Regions from separate parts of the Mus musculus genome. Here region 1 is linked to region 2. A link is a loop called in an ENCODE intact Hi-C map of the cell type or tissue named here. Cell type or tissue: heart. All regions are shown on one strand.

Region 1 (8,000 bases), 180 kb after region 2:
TGTGCGTGTGTGTGTGCGTGTGTATGTGTGTGTTTACTGAGGGGGTTCTTTCCAGAACAGCTAACACTGCAGTTGTGGGTAACACCACTGGATTGGCTGGGGACCTGGGTAGAATAGGGGGAGTGAAGAAATGTAAGAAGGGCAGGTGTTCCTTCTGTGTCTCTCTGTCTCTGTCTCTGTCTCTCAGCTAGTGAGGAGAGCTGCTCTACACTTACACTCCTGTCTCTGTCTCTGTCTTTGTCTCTCTGTCTCTCAGCTAGGGACGAGAGCTACTCTACACTCTACACTCACCCTGTCTGAAACCCCAGAATGTGACAGCCAAGATGAAGTTGTCTTTCTTCCTGAGGTTTTTGCTCATAGTAACAGAAAGCTAACAGCCGAGCGTGCAGGGCGGGTGTGCACAGATTTAACATCCTGAGAGGCTCCGACTCTGTCTCAAGTCTGCTTCTGCCCAAGCCTGGCTGTGAACTGTAACTCCCCACTGCGAGCTTACAACTCCCCCCCAACCCCCCAGGCCTCACCTAAAATGGAGACAATGATACACAGAACACGATGTAAATGTCAGCACAGCGCCCAGACCATAGTGGGTGCATAGTAGGTCTACTATTGCTAGTCTTGCTTTCATTAAAATAAAAGACTTGGGTACATCTGCAACTGGTGTAGATTTTGTGTTCTGGAATATTCTGTGTGGAACCAAGATGACACAGTTTAACTAACATAGGATAGTTGGTGTGAGGAGGGCCGCAGAGGTCACTTCTCCAGTAGCTCCATGCTGGTACTTCTTGCTGATTCCTGATCATAGCTGAGCACTGCAGAAGCCTTGAGGGCTCCTGAGATCATGCACTTAGCAGTCAGAGACTAAGATTTCTGTGACTTTCCTCCTTGCTCATTGGTCCCAGGGCTTGAGCATCCTTGCCGGGGAAATCTCCGGAAGACCACCTCCTACTTTCGGCTGATTTGATTGGATTCATTATGCGATTACTTCTAATTATTCTTTCAGTGTCCTTCCTACTAAATTCAACTGCCTGGGGCTGGTTTCATGGAGTGCTCATGTGTCACAAGATACCTTGTAGAAAGATGGTCACGTTCCTCTTCTGAGCTCAGGGAGTGAGAGGGTATAGCTTCCGGTTCCTTGCGTGAGATGATATGTACCATGGACTGGGGATCGAAGGGCTCAGTATTAGCTGTGGGTCAGGGTTGGGTGCTCCGAGGGTACCATGGCTTCCCTCAGGCCTAAGGGCAGGCAGCACGGGGAAGGATGCCCATCAGATTCCCCACCTAGGCCCTCTGCCTAAAGTGCTGCCTTCAAAAGGGGGCTCTTGGGATCATGTGCTGCCACCCAGCAGTGAGGGCTTGTGGGGCAGCTGTGCTGAGTTTGTACTCTAGCCTCCTGGGATGGTGGAGGAGAAAAATTAAACTGTCACCATGAGAACTTCCTTCTTCAAATTCTATTTGAGCTTATTCTGTCAGATCCTTTGTCCAGACTCATGAAAAATGAGATTAGAACATTGAGGGAGCTGCTCAACCAGTAAAGCGCGTTCCACAAACACAGGAGGACCTGAGTCAGGACCCCCAGAGCCCAAGTTAAAAACAGAACATATCAATGCATGCTGTAATCTACCGCTGGGCCCTGGAGCTGTGGCTCCCTAGAGCTCATTGGTCAGTCAGCCTAAACAAATAGATGAGTTTCATCGAGAGATTCTTTTTCAAAAATAAAGGTGGAAAGCGATCAAGGACAGATACTTCATATTGGCCTCTGGTGTCCATACTCAAGTGCATACATAGGCATTGTACACACTCACCAAAGAGGAAAAAAGGAAAAAAAAAAGACATTATGGCACCGAGGAAGCAGGCTCAGGGGGATCTGTAGTTCAAGGCAAGATGAGGCGTCACAGTGATATCTTGTCTCAAAAATTATATAAACAACAACAGTAAAGAGGCAGCTAAGTAGTAAAACTGCTGCTATTGCAGAGGCCTGAGTTCAGATCTCAGCATCTGTGTCAGGCAGCTCATAAATGGGTGTAGCATGGCATAGACACACACACACACACACACACACAAACACACACACACACACACACGAGAGAGAGACTCTTCAATAAATAACCAAATGCTTAAGTGTTTTCAACAGTGAGACCCACCCTTTAGGCCTCCGCAGCTTGTGCTGACACTGGGAATCCACAGTGGTCTCAGTGCCTAGCTGTGTCCCATTTACAAAATCCCCTTTGTCTCCTTTGTCTCCCAGGTGCAGGAGGCCGCCAGTCAGGGCTTGAAGTTTGTTAGCGTGGTGCCCCAGTACCAGCCCTCGGTGAGCTCAGCAGGCAGCCGGCGTCTCAAGCCTGTTGCCAACAGTGTTGAAGATGCCAGGGATGTGAAATGCACCTTAGGGGACCGTTCATCCTTGGAAAATGATACTCCGAAGGCTGCAGAGACGGATGCTGCCACTGCAGGAGTGAACCGAAGACCGGAGACCAAACCAGGATCCACAGGGGACGTGCCCAGTGCCCAGCAGCCTGGCATTCCCTCTCCCTCGGCAGAGAATGAGGCTGGCGAGTTTCCACTGCGGGGTTTGCAGCCAGCACTGGATAGATCAGAGGGCGACCCCTCAAATGGGCCTGAAGAGCTGCCCTCCAGGAGTAAGTGTTCAATGCCAGGAGTTCTGACCTGCTTAAAGAGAGGTTTTTTTAGTATTCCCCAGGGCCTCTTAGGGAAAAGGAAATGAAATTAGTATGAAGACACAGTAGACAAGAGAAAGTTTATCAAGTAGCTGTCTGGGCTACACAGCTGTTTACCAACTGCAGCTGTGGACCATGTTGAGTGAACAGAGCCCAGTGAAACTGACTTGCGAGGACTCCAAAAGTGGCTTCTAGACGAAATAGTCTCAGTCAGTGTTCCCGGATGGCCAGGACCTTCTCCACCCTCACACCCATACAGAGAATGTGAACCACTCTCCAGTGAGCTTGGGCGTTCTGCTTCTGAGTGTCTGCCTAAACAAGGGAGTGAGAAAGCAGGGAGGAGGGCGTACCACGCAAGAGAGTAATGGCTCTGCTTGCTCGGATGGAAGCATTCTGAATGCAAGAAGCACATACAGTTGACAGATGGGCACCATGGAGAAAATGCTTTGTCACCACTGTGGGTCTTCTCTGTCAGTGCTAATGACTTGATGATGTCATGTAGCAACCCACCCATAACAGACAGCAGTTATTATACTTCCCAGTTACCAGACTCTGCCATCCTTTAAAGGGGCCATCGCTCTATTCTCTACGCACTCTTATGAGTGAGCTCTCTTACCACTTCCGGGCTGGGAGCTGGCACCCCTGGCATAGGACGGCAGGTAGGGTTGACACCACCCATGCCTCCACTCTACTTGGCTTTTCCAGTGTAATAGAATGAAAAGATTTCCTGAAGCCTTCTGTAACTCTCATAGTCTCCTTTTCTCTACTTTTGCCTGGAAATCCCATCCATTGTGTGGGTCCTTATGTTAGCAGTGGGGCCCTCTCTGGCTTTAGGAAGGTGACCATAAGTTGCCTGACAATAGAATACCCACAGAGTTGCCTTAGTGTATTTGTTTAGACCTTTCTATACCATGTCCCCAGTCACCATTTCTACTCTGTATTAGCTAAAAACACTTGAAATTGACCTCTTGCAAGTGATTTGGCTGCTTGAGAATAGGGGCAGTGAGTTGATTTTATTTTGTTTATTTATTTTTTGCTAAGTCAGCACTTCTTGAGGAAAAAAAGATGGGATGGTCAGATCTGAGATCTAATGGCAGGGTTTCCCTGAAAGGACTGCCTCAATTCTGAAATACAGTAGAGCTATCATTTATTCAAGACCTTGATCTTTGGTTTAGAGATACTGGTAGGGTTTTTTTCACTTCGCTGAGGTAGACTACTGTCTCACCTTGATGGTGGCTTGGGTTTAGATCTGGTGTGAGGGTCTGACAAGCTCCATCGTGAGGCTGGGGGGCTGAGCATACTAAATTCTGAGAGGGAGGGCGACTGTAGAGCCATGTGGAAGATGAGGGTCCAGGTCAGGCATGAAACCCGGGAGGGAGGCATAGCAGCCATGGGAGACAGGCAGCACCATGGAGAGAAAACCCATGTCTGTGTGCACCTTCTAGCTAGGTGGTCGTCTTGTCCAGATACATGCCACTAACATCCCCATGGGAGCTCTTATTCAGGGCCCTGGCTGCACAGTGCTACCCCTCACAGAATCCTTTTAAGAAGAAATGAGACAGTTGATCCCAAGAGTCTATCAGGAGTGTGGAGACTGTGTTCCAGAACCCACCTTTCTCCTAGACCTTGAGAAGGTTCACTTTCTGGGTTTGACCTTTAACCCTTTCCTAGAACCCTTCCCAGATGTCCAGTGCCCTATTTCTGCTCTAGGGCTCCTTGACTCTCTCTCTCTCCATTGCCCAGGTTCTACTATGGCTGAAGATTGACACCAAACCCTCCTGTAATGCCCAGAGCACTTAGGCCTGCAGTCTCCATTTCCTGGGGTCCTTGTCCTTTTCTGCAAATTCAAATCCTTTGGTCACTGGTGGGTTAATGTGTCACGGAGGCCTCAGTCCAACAGTGCGTGGGAAGGGGGTTTCCAGCTGGAGACAGGCCAGGGGCTTGAGCCACACAGCCCATTTTAGTCCTCCCAAGTAGACAGCTCGTGCTCTCTCTCTCACTCTCTCTCTCTCCCTCTCTCCCTCTCTCCCTCTCTCCCTCTCTCTCTCTCTCTCTGTGCATATCAGCAGCCCCCACCCTGCCTTGCAAGCAATCACAGCACTCTCCTTCCATCTCCAGCCTTTTCAAATTAGTTGGTAGACACACGTTGCTAGTGGAGGGCCTTGGTCCAGTTTTCCCCAGGTGTTATCTCGATTACACTCACCACAACTATGACAGGAGATGCTACTGTGGCTCCCAGCTCACAGATAAGGACCGTTCCCTTCCTGAAGGCTGGACATTTAAGGACCCTGTCTCCACAGGTCAAAGCCCTTATCTGACCCCAGCTTCTCTCCTGAGCCTTTCCCTAGGGAGTTTAGCTTGTTTCCTTCTCTGGGGCGTCTGTTCACTGCCCTGCCCTGAAAAACACTCACAGGGCACCCAACCCCAGCCTCACCATCCCATACCCTGCTCAGCTGTCTGCTTGCCCCCTAAAGAGGTTGTAATGTTTAAGTCTCTTTCTGCAATCACAGCAAGACACTTTAAAAGGATTGCAGAAATTGCCTCCCTTGGGTAGGAAGCAGCTAGCAGTAGATCCAGTCAGGGACAGTTCACAGTGGTCTTAAAGGAGCTACAGGGAACATGGCTGGGCTGACCCATCCCTGCATTGTGGTGCTGATGTTAAAGGGAGAACAGGTGGGCTGACCCCATCCCTGCATCATGGTCCAGATGTTCAGAGAGAGAGCTGTTGGGCTGACCCCATTCCTGCACTGTGGTGCTAGTGTCAGCAGGGAGAGCAGGTGGACTGTCCCCATTCCTGCATGGCGGTCCAGGTATTATACCCTTCTGGATCTTCTTGTTCATTAATTGGGGACTTCTTGCCTGGGGACTTCCTGATGATATGAAGTCACTGTGAGATACACCCCAGTACCCCTTACAATACCTTTGATCAAGAAGCAAGAACCACTTGGGTGTGCTAGGCAGAGCAGGGGTGTTGTGCCAGGCAGTCAGATTTGAGGCCTGGGGTGGTTGTGCTGTGTATTTTTCTTCCCGGAGTTTATGGAGGTACTTAGACCTTGTCACTCTGCCTCCTCCACCTGAGCCACTTGGTGCGACGTCTCTAGGCTCCCACTGAGTCCATGAACAAATGTCCCCAACTATGGCTACCAGCATCTACTTTGTATTCTATTAAATTAACCTCTTACAAGAATGGGGCATGAGCCCAGAGTCTGAGAGGATTGAAAGATCCCAGGCTCTGCCACTCACTGTCAGGGATTCTGAGAGATACACCTGAACCTCCCGTGGAAGTTGAGAGCATCAGGTATCGTGGGAGGTCACACCTGGCTGAGGTACCTACATCTGGGTCTGCTGGGTTTGTCGTGAGCTGCCATGTCAGGTGGCCTCATGCTGGCTCAGAGATGTCCTGGGCTGGCACCATGCCTGTGACAAGTGAGAAGCCTTCCACAGGTTCAGGGATGTAGTGGACCTTCCCATCACTGCACCCGCAGCCCTGCCTTAATAGAAGACATTCATCTCAGTTCCCCCTGCCCATGTCTTGAGCAGCTTGCAGTCCCCACCCAGCTATGCCTGGCTCTCCAGGCTCAGCTGACTGCCCCAAGTCTGGCTTATGGTGCCCACAACTCAGACTCAGTTCTCGGTTCTGTTTCCTCTGAACCACAGCTCTCCTTGGACACTGAAATCCAGCCATCCCTGTGGCTCGTTCACAAGCTGCAGCTCTCTGATTCCATAAATGCAGACAAGCTTCTATCTACACTATAGCTCAGCTCAGGCCCACATGTGGCCTGAGAACAGCATACCTTTCCCTTGCCATGCTTGCCTGCATGGCATAGCCCGTCCCCAGCCCGGGTCTCCATGTTCTCCGTTTATCCTGCGCGTGTCAATCACAAACACATGAGACATTCACCGTGGTACAGGGACCTTGGAAGGCATAAGAGTTCCAAATGAAATGTGGCGAGGCCCCATGTCATGTCACAGGGCAGGACAAGAAGACAGTCTGGTACTCTTTGGCTGCTCTGCCAGCCTAGTCCTTCAGCCATTCTCACAAACAATGCCTTCCTTTGGGACTTTCCCACATCTGGAAATTGCTTCCAGCTGGGATCATAGTAGCTTATAGAACAACAGAGAACATTGAAACAAACCTGGGGCTCCTCGGAATCCTTGGTCCCTGCTCACACTCGAAATGTGTCGGAGTTTGGGGGACACGAGAGCATCGAAGCAAGTGGTTTTGGGGGTAGTTTCTCTTGGCTGGTGTCCCTGTGAGTGGATCTGACTAAAGGGTTGTGTGAGATCAGGCCTCTCCTGGTATCCCATCGCTGCTGATTCTTCTGTGGTTCTTCATCTGCCATTCTCCCTTCCTTCCTGAGAAATGTGCTTTTGTGTCAGGCTGCTGGGGAGGTTGGAGCCTGGAAAGCCTAGTTGCTGCCAGCCCTTCCTACCTTACCTAGCTGTCCTTCCCGCCCTCCTCCACCACAGCCTCTTCACTTCTCATTTCGGCCTTACTCATTCTCTGTTGCGTGACGCTTTCGGGAGACTGGTGCTTATTCTTACTGCACCCCGTGAGTGAAGATGGTCTTCTGTGTGTTCAAGTGCTACCAGCTGTGACCACGACCAAATTCCCACTTCCTTCTTCCAACGCAGCAGCTCTGAGCAATTGCTCCTGTTGCATTTGTGCCTAACTGTAACCGACTATAGGGCCATGTTCTGGACCAAACCTGTGGACAGCTCTGGCCAGGAGTGCTTCAGAAGTGACTTTCGGTCCAAGTGGATGGGTACCTCAGTTGTCTCGTCCTTAGTGGATGCAACTAAGGTGACATTGTCCCAGTGGACCTGTGTCCCTGATGAGGCACAGCTGCCCTGTGGTAACTGCTCACTAACATTGCATCTCCTCATTTCTATCCCTGCTCGCTCTGTCTTCCCAGCATCATCTCTTGTTCTGTAGACACTGCAGATTATTCTATGATAGCCATGATTTTGGTTTGAGTGGGTGAGTTTATTAAGTGTGCAGCAAGAATAAACAGCAAATAGATGATAGGTAAGTAAGTAGGTACAGAGACAGACAGACAGACAACAAAATGTCATTAATCCAGGTACTTAAAACATCAACAGAAATTGGTGGAGGAAGTTGAGGCAGGCAGGCAGAATTCCAGCTGAGCTTCCTGTCCACAGATTAGCTTCCCACGGCTGGACTGGCTCCTCATCCCTGCTGTGGGCACATTCCTATCACAGGATATGCAATAGTAACGTCTGTTGATAAAAGCTGGCATCTGCCTCTTCTCAAAGGACAATGTTTCCCTCTCCAGCCTTATGGCTGTTCTTTCCTCCATCACA
Region 2 (8,000 bases):
GCAGGTCTCATCTCTGTCAGGAAAATATGTCCTGCCTGGGACATGGACAGTCCAATGTGTGGAAATGGAAAGTCAAAGGCTCCTGGGGTCTGGGAGTCTTGTCAACATTCCCTGCTCTTGACAAGAAAGAACACCTGTCTTGGAAAGATAATTTTCTGGTAGAGAACACAGTCTTGAAGCTAGATCCTGAGGACCTGGAGGCAGGGATATCTGCAGCCAGCAGGACCTTGGAGGCACCGTCTTGAAAGAACATGCCAGTGGTACAGTCCTACCACTGACATCGGTAGCCGAGTCACAGTGAGATGTGTTCAGGCATAAGTCTTCTGGATCCTGGAAAATAGTCGTGGAAGGGGAATATCTTTTGCTGGTCTGCAGTGATTCTAAATCGCTCAGCTGCCCCTTGTTAAGTTTGAGAGCTTGCCATCTCCCTGGCTTCCATGTTGAGTGCCTAGTCACAGGGCTCCTGCTCCTCCTCTGCCTCCTCCAGTCCCCATACCTCTAGTACTTGGTAACTGGGGTGCCACACTGATCTCCCAAACTGACAGCCCGTGGTAGAGATCTCCAAAGGCCACACCCTTACTCTCCTGGGGCTCATACCTATCCTTGACTAGGTTTGAACCTGGCTCTGGGTTGCCTGTCCAAGATCCAAGAGCCTTATCACTGGGCCAGTCTCTGCCCACAATGCAGTGTGTGGTGCATAGGGAAGTCACATTGTCCTTCTAAACACTTTGGGTGCCTCAGATGGCCAATTGTTGTCATTAGATGGACTCCCTCTCAGGAATTTGAGCTGGCGGGTAGAGGGAGCAGTCTGCATATACTAGAAGCCATTTTTGTCCTCACTTCCTCTTCTGAACTTTTCTGAAAAAGCTCTCCCAGGAAATCATCTCTAGAATCCCAGCAGGTCGGAGAGGGAGTCAGAGGCTGTGGGAAATGGCAAAGCTACAGACCTGTTTGTGTTGGAAAGATGTAGGATTTTGAGGTCTCTGAGAAGCAAGCTCCATCTTTTTGCCTCACCCAAAAGGCATCTTCTTGTAGGAATGAAGGCCCATTGGGAAATATTCTTGCAGGTGGCCCCATCATTCAAGGATCACTGCTTCTGAGCTTCCATATTTGTCTCTGGGTTTTCAGAACTTGTCTCTGAGTTTTCAGGCAGGACCACTGTGTGGTCCACAGCAATTCCTTGACAAGTGCCCACAGGCACCTTAATGGCATTGTAATGGCTCCACTTGCTGCTTGAGTGGTTTTCAGTATACCCTCTAGCTGCTGTTTTCCTGGGGAGACTAGCTGGGGACTTGGTGAGTCACTTCTTGGCTGTCTGACATAGCAACTGTCCACCCGTGTCTCGGAGACAGCCTCTAGATCTTTGCCCAGGGAACCCTCTGGGATCCTGTACAGATCTCTCAGAGATCTTCCTGCAATGTTTGTCAGATCCTTGCAAAGGTCCTTCCAAATCTGGAATATGGCTGGACCCATTGATGAGACAGGCGCTCCTGTGGAGGCTCCTGGGTGGCTTTTATCTGCCAGTGTTGAGGAAGATGGAGCTTCAGGATTAACTTCTGCATGACCCATCTCTGGGAGTTGGTTCTCAGACTTTACCAGATGATATCTGGATCTTGTAGGGCCAGTGGCCCTGGTTGTTGGCCTTTGTGCTTGGATGAGAAGGTGTTCAGGGCCTTGGAACTCAGGAACCATCCAGCTCTGAGGTGTGACAGTGTCCCAAGGGAAGGGTTTCTGGAGACACGGGGGCCCAGGAACCACACATCTTTGAGAGGAAGTCTCCTTCCTCATTGGAGGCTTCCCAGCTCCAGGGAAGGATGTCCCCAGCTGAGCTCAGGAGCCTCAAGCCTACTCCTTCTCTTCCTTTCTTGTCTTCATTGCTTCTTGTCTTCTTCCAATGAGAGAAGAACATGACAGCAGAGCTCATGAAAGGCATTCATTGGTGTGTCCACAGTATGGAAGAATGCATCCTGGAATATTAGTGCCTATGGTTTCAGGAGAGTGCAGAGAGCACTTGCTAATTGGACAAAGTCCAGTGCTTGTATAGGTGTTCTTAGGGCATGGACCTTTCTAGAGTAAGATTTCCAGAGTGAGGATGGCTGGCATCTCAATTTCTGAGCCTGAGGGAGCTCAGGGATTGGTGAGTTTACCTGTTCAGGGATTGGTGGGTTTTGATGTCCAGGGATAGGTGAGTTTCTGTGGGAAGTTCAGGGTTTGGTGGATTTTCCTATTCAGGAATTGGTGGCTTTTATTCAGGCTTTTCACCTAGAATTAGCATAACGTGGGTGGGGCCTGTTGACATGCTGGAGATGACCCTTCTGACAGTTATGACAGTTAGTGGGGTTCTGGGGGAGGGGCCTGGCTGCTGGAGAGCCTCAGTCTCAGCCAGGACCATTTTCTGAGTTGAGGTTTACAAACTTTATAAAGTGTACAGAGTTTACAAAATATATAGAGTTTGCAAAGGGAGTCCAGGGCAGGAAAGCCATTCCTGGCACTTGAGTGGCCTGCATATCTAACCCAGGTGTTGTCATGAACCCCTTTTTAAAGTGTTGTTCCAGCTGCTCTCAGAGCTCTGGGTAATCTTGACAACATTCCCTTCTCTTGACAAGAAAGAACACCTGTCCTGGAAAGATGATTTGCTGGTAGAGGACACAGTCTTGAAGCTAGATTCTGAGGACCTGGAGGCAGGGATATCTGCAGCCAGCAGGACCTTGGAGGCACCGTCTTGAACAAACACACTAGTGGTACAGTCCTACCACTGACATTGGTAGCTGAGTCACAGTGAGCTGTGCACAGACCTACATCTTCTAGATCCTGGAGAATCGTTCTAGAATTGGACTACCCTTTGCAGGAAGTCTAAATCTCTCAGATGTCCCTTGCTAATTTGAGAGCTTGCCATCTCCCTGGCTTCCATGTTGAGTGCCCAGTCACAGGGCTCCTGCTGCTTTGCTTCCTCCAGTCCCCAGTACCTCTACTACTTGGTGACTGGGATACCATGCTGCTCTCCCAAACTGACAGCCCACGGCAGAGATCTCCAAAGGCCACACCCTCTCGCTCCTGGGTCTTATACACACCCTTGGCTTTGGCAAACAGGACGATGAGACCACATTTGCTGGCAATTGGCAGCTGAAGGACGACACCCTGAAAGAAGATGTGTTGTCTGTTCCACCACGGTCCCCACAGTTCCACATCATCTCTCCAGCTTTAAGGAGACCCCACCTTCCCTGCTGTGGCTTTCCAAAGCATCCAGAAGCACGCTTGCCGGCCCAGGAGTGTCCCAAATGGTGGGATAAAGTAGAGGAAGCATTTTAGCGCTTCTTACTGCTACATCAGTAATTCTTGACACCCAACCCCCTTTCAGATTCTCTCTTCCTCCTCCCTCTCAGCAACACACAAGGAAGGCGTGTGTCTCAGCTGGCAGGCTGCTTGCACAATACACACCGGAAGCTCTGGGTTCCACCCCAGCACCTTGTACAGAAGAGTGTGGTGGAGCACACCTATGTGGTCCCAGTCCTGGAGGCAGAAGGGTCAGAAGTTCAAGGTCAGTTTCAGCTATACAAGGATTTCAAAGTCAGCCTGGGTTACTAAGATCCTACCTTTAAAAAAAAATCAAATAAAAAAATACATGACAGTCACGATGGTTCACAGGGTGACCATGCTTGCCTCAAGTCAAGTGACCTGATCTCTGGGACCCAAGTGGGGGAAGGGGAGAACCAACTCTAACAAGGCGTCTTCTAACATCCACGAGTTGTCCTACACACACACACACACACACACACACACACACACACAGCGGATGTTTAAAAGTAAAGCATTAGAAATTCCATTTAGCGGAGGAGTCTGCCTTTGAGAGTGGGTGACCCTTCAGCACCAGGTTAGCATCCTACAACTTGAGGCTGGTATCTCACTCATCCCGCAGGAGGCAGCCCGGGAGGATGCAACAACGCTGTGTAATCTACCTCATCCCCGTTAGGTGGCGCCGTAAGCCAACAAAGCTGCCCAGCTCAAGCCAACAAAGATGTCCAGGACAATGCCTCTGAAAATCGGTTTTCTTCCATTATTACAGGCTTTTTAGTCAAAATGGTTCCCTCGCCTTTCTTTGCTTCTTTCTTCTTTATCAGAAAGGGTCTTTCAGTGTGAAATACAGCGTGGGTTTGGTGCCAGGTGGAAAAGGAAATGTGTCTTAATCCCTCGCCTCGGAAGAAAAAGTGTTTGTTCATCACAATTGACATCTGGTCAATTTTCAATTAAGTAAGCAAGCAATAATAATGACGCGATGCTTCATTTGCTCCAGAAGCCAGGCAGGCACCAATCAGCTGCTCTATCCAAGGAGGAATTAAACAGGCACCCCCAGCCCCTGCTCTACCCAAAGCCCCAGCCGCAGACAAGCAGAGAAGGCCGGAGGACACATTCAGGGAGCAAAGGTTTCTGCTTCAAATTCAAGCAAATTGGCTGGGCACAGCAGGGAGGACAGCTCTGACAGCTCCATTGTGTCAGCCTCTGGCCTGAGACTGAAGGAGGCCAGGCTTGTCCCCATCAGCCCTAGGGTTCTGCCATGGATGGAAAGGAGTGAGGTGCTTGGTGCCAGAGACTAGAGTTTTAACCACCTGGATGCTCTGTACAAAGCTATTCTTAACTCAAAATGCATTAAAATAAAAAAATAAAATAAAATAAAACAACTTTGTTTCCCACTGGCAAGGAATATTGAACCAATCTTTACAGTGTTGCCGCTTGCAATCTATTCATGCCTGGTTATTACAGAAAATGAGAACACACAGCTTGAGTAGAGACCACCAAGTGTGAAAGGGAAGGCTGGCCAGCAAAGCCAGACGACCCAGCTGTCCGATGTGCTTGTGACGTTGTGATCTCTGGAGACACAGACATTGGCAGATAGGCCTTCAGTCCCCAACCCATCCTGACGCCTAGAGAAAGCCTAGGTAGTGAGGGCCGTAACCTCGGGGGATGGCTCAGAGTGTCCATCCTTTCTCCAGCCTGCCCCAGAACTTAAGCTGAGCCTTCTGCACACACTGGAGAGCGGGCTTGAGTGTGTGGAAGGGACGGACTACACTCTGAGACACTCAGTAACTAGCATCCCAACTTCTCTTCCTGGCCTTGGATGCTGGCGGCCAAAGGTATTTATCTTGGCAGAATGGCTGTCTGCAGCCTGGCACTAGACTGCCCCAGGCATAGGATGCACTAATGTTCATTGTATGGTGGGGACTTCTCTGTCACTGTATCCCATGTGCATCAGGGACATGGTCTGAGACTACTGAGTCAGCCCACGTGGCTGTCCTGTGCCCCAGGATTCAGAAAGCTCCCATGGGGCAGCTCCTGGTCTCAGGCTTCTTCTGCACTGGCTGCTTTGGTGGCCTGGGGCCGGGGGCGGCTGGGCTGGGCTGGGCTGGGCTGGGCTGGGCTGGGCTGGGCTGGGCTGGGCTGGGCGTAAACTCTCCTTTGATCAGGCTGGTTGGTGTTATAGCTTGTTGCTGTTAGCTTAGACTTCTGTTTATCACAGGACAGAAAAGATGCTCACACCTCTCTCTCTCTCTCTCTCTCTCTCTCTCTCTCTCTCTCTCTCTCACTCAGGAGTCATCTTCACCTTCTGAAATATAGTCTCTCTCATTTCAATGTTCTCTTCCTTCTGTCATAGAACATACTAATTGGTTGAATGTGCAATGGAGATGCATACATCTTTTGTTTGTAAGTTGAAAGCACCCTTCTGGCTTCCAAAGCATGTTTTATTTATTAAAGAATAGTCAGAAATTTAAAGCCAGTGGGATTATAAAATTAGACCCTTTCTTAGAACAAAACAAAAACAAAGACTTGTCAGGAAACACAAGGACCAGAGGAAGCTGGGGGTGGGGGGCACGGGGGTGGAGGTCAGGTGAGGCCAGGAGGGAGTTCTTAAAATCCCAGATGCCCAAAGGAAAACAGAGCTTTTTTTGTTTTTGTTTTTGTTTTTTTGTTTTGTTTTGTTTCATGTTGCGAAGTATGATCTTTACAAATTTGGTAGCATGCACATCACTTTTTATTCCTATATCATTTTCCTCTGAATAAATAAAAACTATTTCCCCCTCTCTCTTTTCTTTCCTTCCTTCCTTCCTTCCTTCCTCCCTCCCTCCCTCCCTCCCTCCCTTCTCTCTCTCTCTCTCTCTCTCTCTCTCTCTCTCTCTCTCTCTCTCTTTCTTTTCTTTCTTTCCAGGGTCTCACTTATAGCCTTGCTGCGAACACCAGGCTGGCTTGGAACTCACAGAGATCACCATCCTCTGCTTCCAGATTGCCTCTGCTTCTACAGGCCTGTGCTACCATGCCCTGCTTTGGGAAATGCACTGCAGTACCACTGTTCAATGGCTACGGGATGCTATCCCGTTCTGTGACCACAGAATTACATTTCTTCAATCTGTATTTGTTCAAATCACAAACACCCACACAACTTTCGCCTGTATACTTCATTTTCTTCAGACAAATTTTCAAATATGAAATCTCTATATTGACACCCAGGAACAAACAGACTTTAATACCTGTTGCCAAGGCCCCACCTAGAAAAGTTCTACCAAATTGGGGTGACAAGTGCCCATTTTCCTGAATTCTCCCAGAGTTTTATAACTTTTGATGCATTTTAATTTGATATCAACCATCATAGTTTATATTTTTAACCACTAAGAGAGTTATTGGTAAGTTTCTTCCTGTATTAGTTTTGGATAGTTTTATCGGGCTCAGTGCAATGCAGGGGACACCTGTCCCTTATGAAAGCGGGGCGTGACATCTGGCCAGCTATGTACATGGCGGCAGCAGCTGGGGTTATGGCTTGTTCAAATCTGAAGGATCAGGAAGCAGAGACCCCGGGCTGGAAATGGTGGCAGGTCTAATCTTTAGAGCCTACTTCTGGAAGCCTAGACCTATCAGCTGTGCCTTGCATTCAAAAGATTTCATGACCTCCCAAGGCACCACCAAGAACCAGACCTATAACCCTGTATAGTGTGATGTTTCACTTTAAACCTCAACATTGTTCTTGTAATAGTTTTCTGTTCATGAATTTGTTTTATCTTTTTGTATTGATATCATTATGTTACTATTGGTTTAAAATGCTCTTTATGCATTTTGGATATTGTCTTATTCTGTTTTCTGTTGGTACAACAAACTATGAGACCAAGCAATTTAGAAAGAATAGTTTCTTTGGCTTATGGTTTTGGAAGCTGAGAGAAGCTCAAGAGAGCAGTGTGAGCCTCTCCTCACTGTCTGGTGGGCAGCAGGCCTTTCTGCTGCATCTCGGCCTGGCAGACAGCGGCGAACACTCGGTGAGTGCAGGTCTCAGGGTCTTCTTCCCACAGAGTCCAATACCATCGTGGAGTCCTCTCCTCACCTCCAACTTCACCATAGTTGCCATGGCAGGCCCACTTCAAATATGGCTGGCACATGACCAGAGACTGAAGCTCCAGTCAGAACTGGAGGACATGTTTGAGTCACATAAGATATTAACTATTGTCATTATATATACTAAAGCTTTCTCCATTTTTTGACTCCAATTTTGTTTTTTTAAATAAATATATTTAATAAGTGAAGATATTAATTATTAAAAGAAAATAGTAGAAATAACACCCAATGTTCCATATCGCCAGTCAAATGGAATCAAAAAGAGCATATTTTTGAATCATGCCATTAACAAAATAGAAAAATTGTAATAGATTTTGACAATTCAAGTAAACATGACAAGTTAATGTATATAATACAGAGAGTTTCTCATAGCTCCATTTTGCACACATTTTCAATTTTCTTAAGCAGAATTTTCGTTCTAAATTTTTGAATGTAGCAATGATTTTCTGTTCATTTCTGTCTTTGGAGTCACATTTTTCCATACTCCGTTTTGATAAATATTTACTTGTATTTTGTTGAGTCTGCTCTTTGAGTTTGTCACTTTTGCCTCAAACCCACGTGTTCCCTGTTTTCAGCACATGTTGCTTCCCACGAGCTCACCCTATGCAGTCGATCAGTCCAATCTTTCC

What was found. Hi-C counts contacts between places; a loop is a spot of excess contacts. Peaks named below come from ENCODE experiments on the same cell type or tissue, not always from the same donor. Only the 100,000 strongest peaks of a DNase experiment are listed, where the experiment ranks them.
Region 1: a loop joins it to region 2, with 2.7 times the contacts of the local background. A loop is called at or near these places in 1 of 42 quality-filtered maps.

The regions. Positions count from the first base shown.
Region 1 is chr17:50,049,873-50,057,872 of GRCm38, reverse strand. It overlaps Rftn1 (raftlin lipid raft linker 1), which reads left to right. Exons shown (of 10, transcript NM_181397.2): 5 at 2,246-2,636. Among named protein-coding and RNA genes, the nearest start is that of Gm52302, 19 kb to the right of the region's middle. In heart, no CTCF peak of the experiment used is centred here; DNase peaks (open chromatin) are centred at 2,952, 4,942 and 7,232.
Region 2 is chr17:50,233,478-50,241,477 of GRCm38, reverse strand. It overlaps Gm41597 (a long non-coding RNA gene), which reads left to right and starts at 4,703. Exons shown (of 2, transcript XR_876869.1): 1 at 4,703-5,129; 2 at 6,200-7,096. It overlaps AY702103 (cDNA sequence AY702103), which reads right to left and starts at 2,270. Exons shown (of 2, transcript NR_131975.1): 1 at 1-2,270. In heart, a CTCF peak has its summit at 3,961; a DNase peak (open chromatin) is centred at 3,967; H3K27me3 peaks cover 1,470 bases.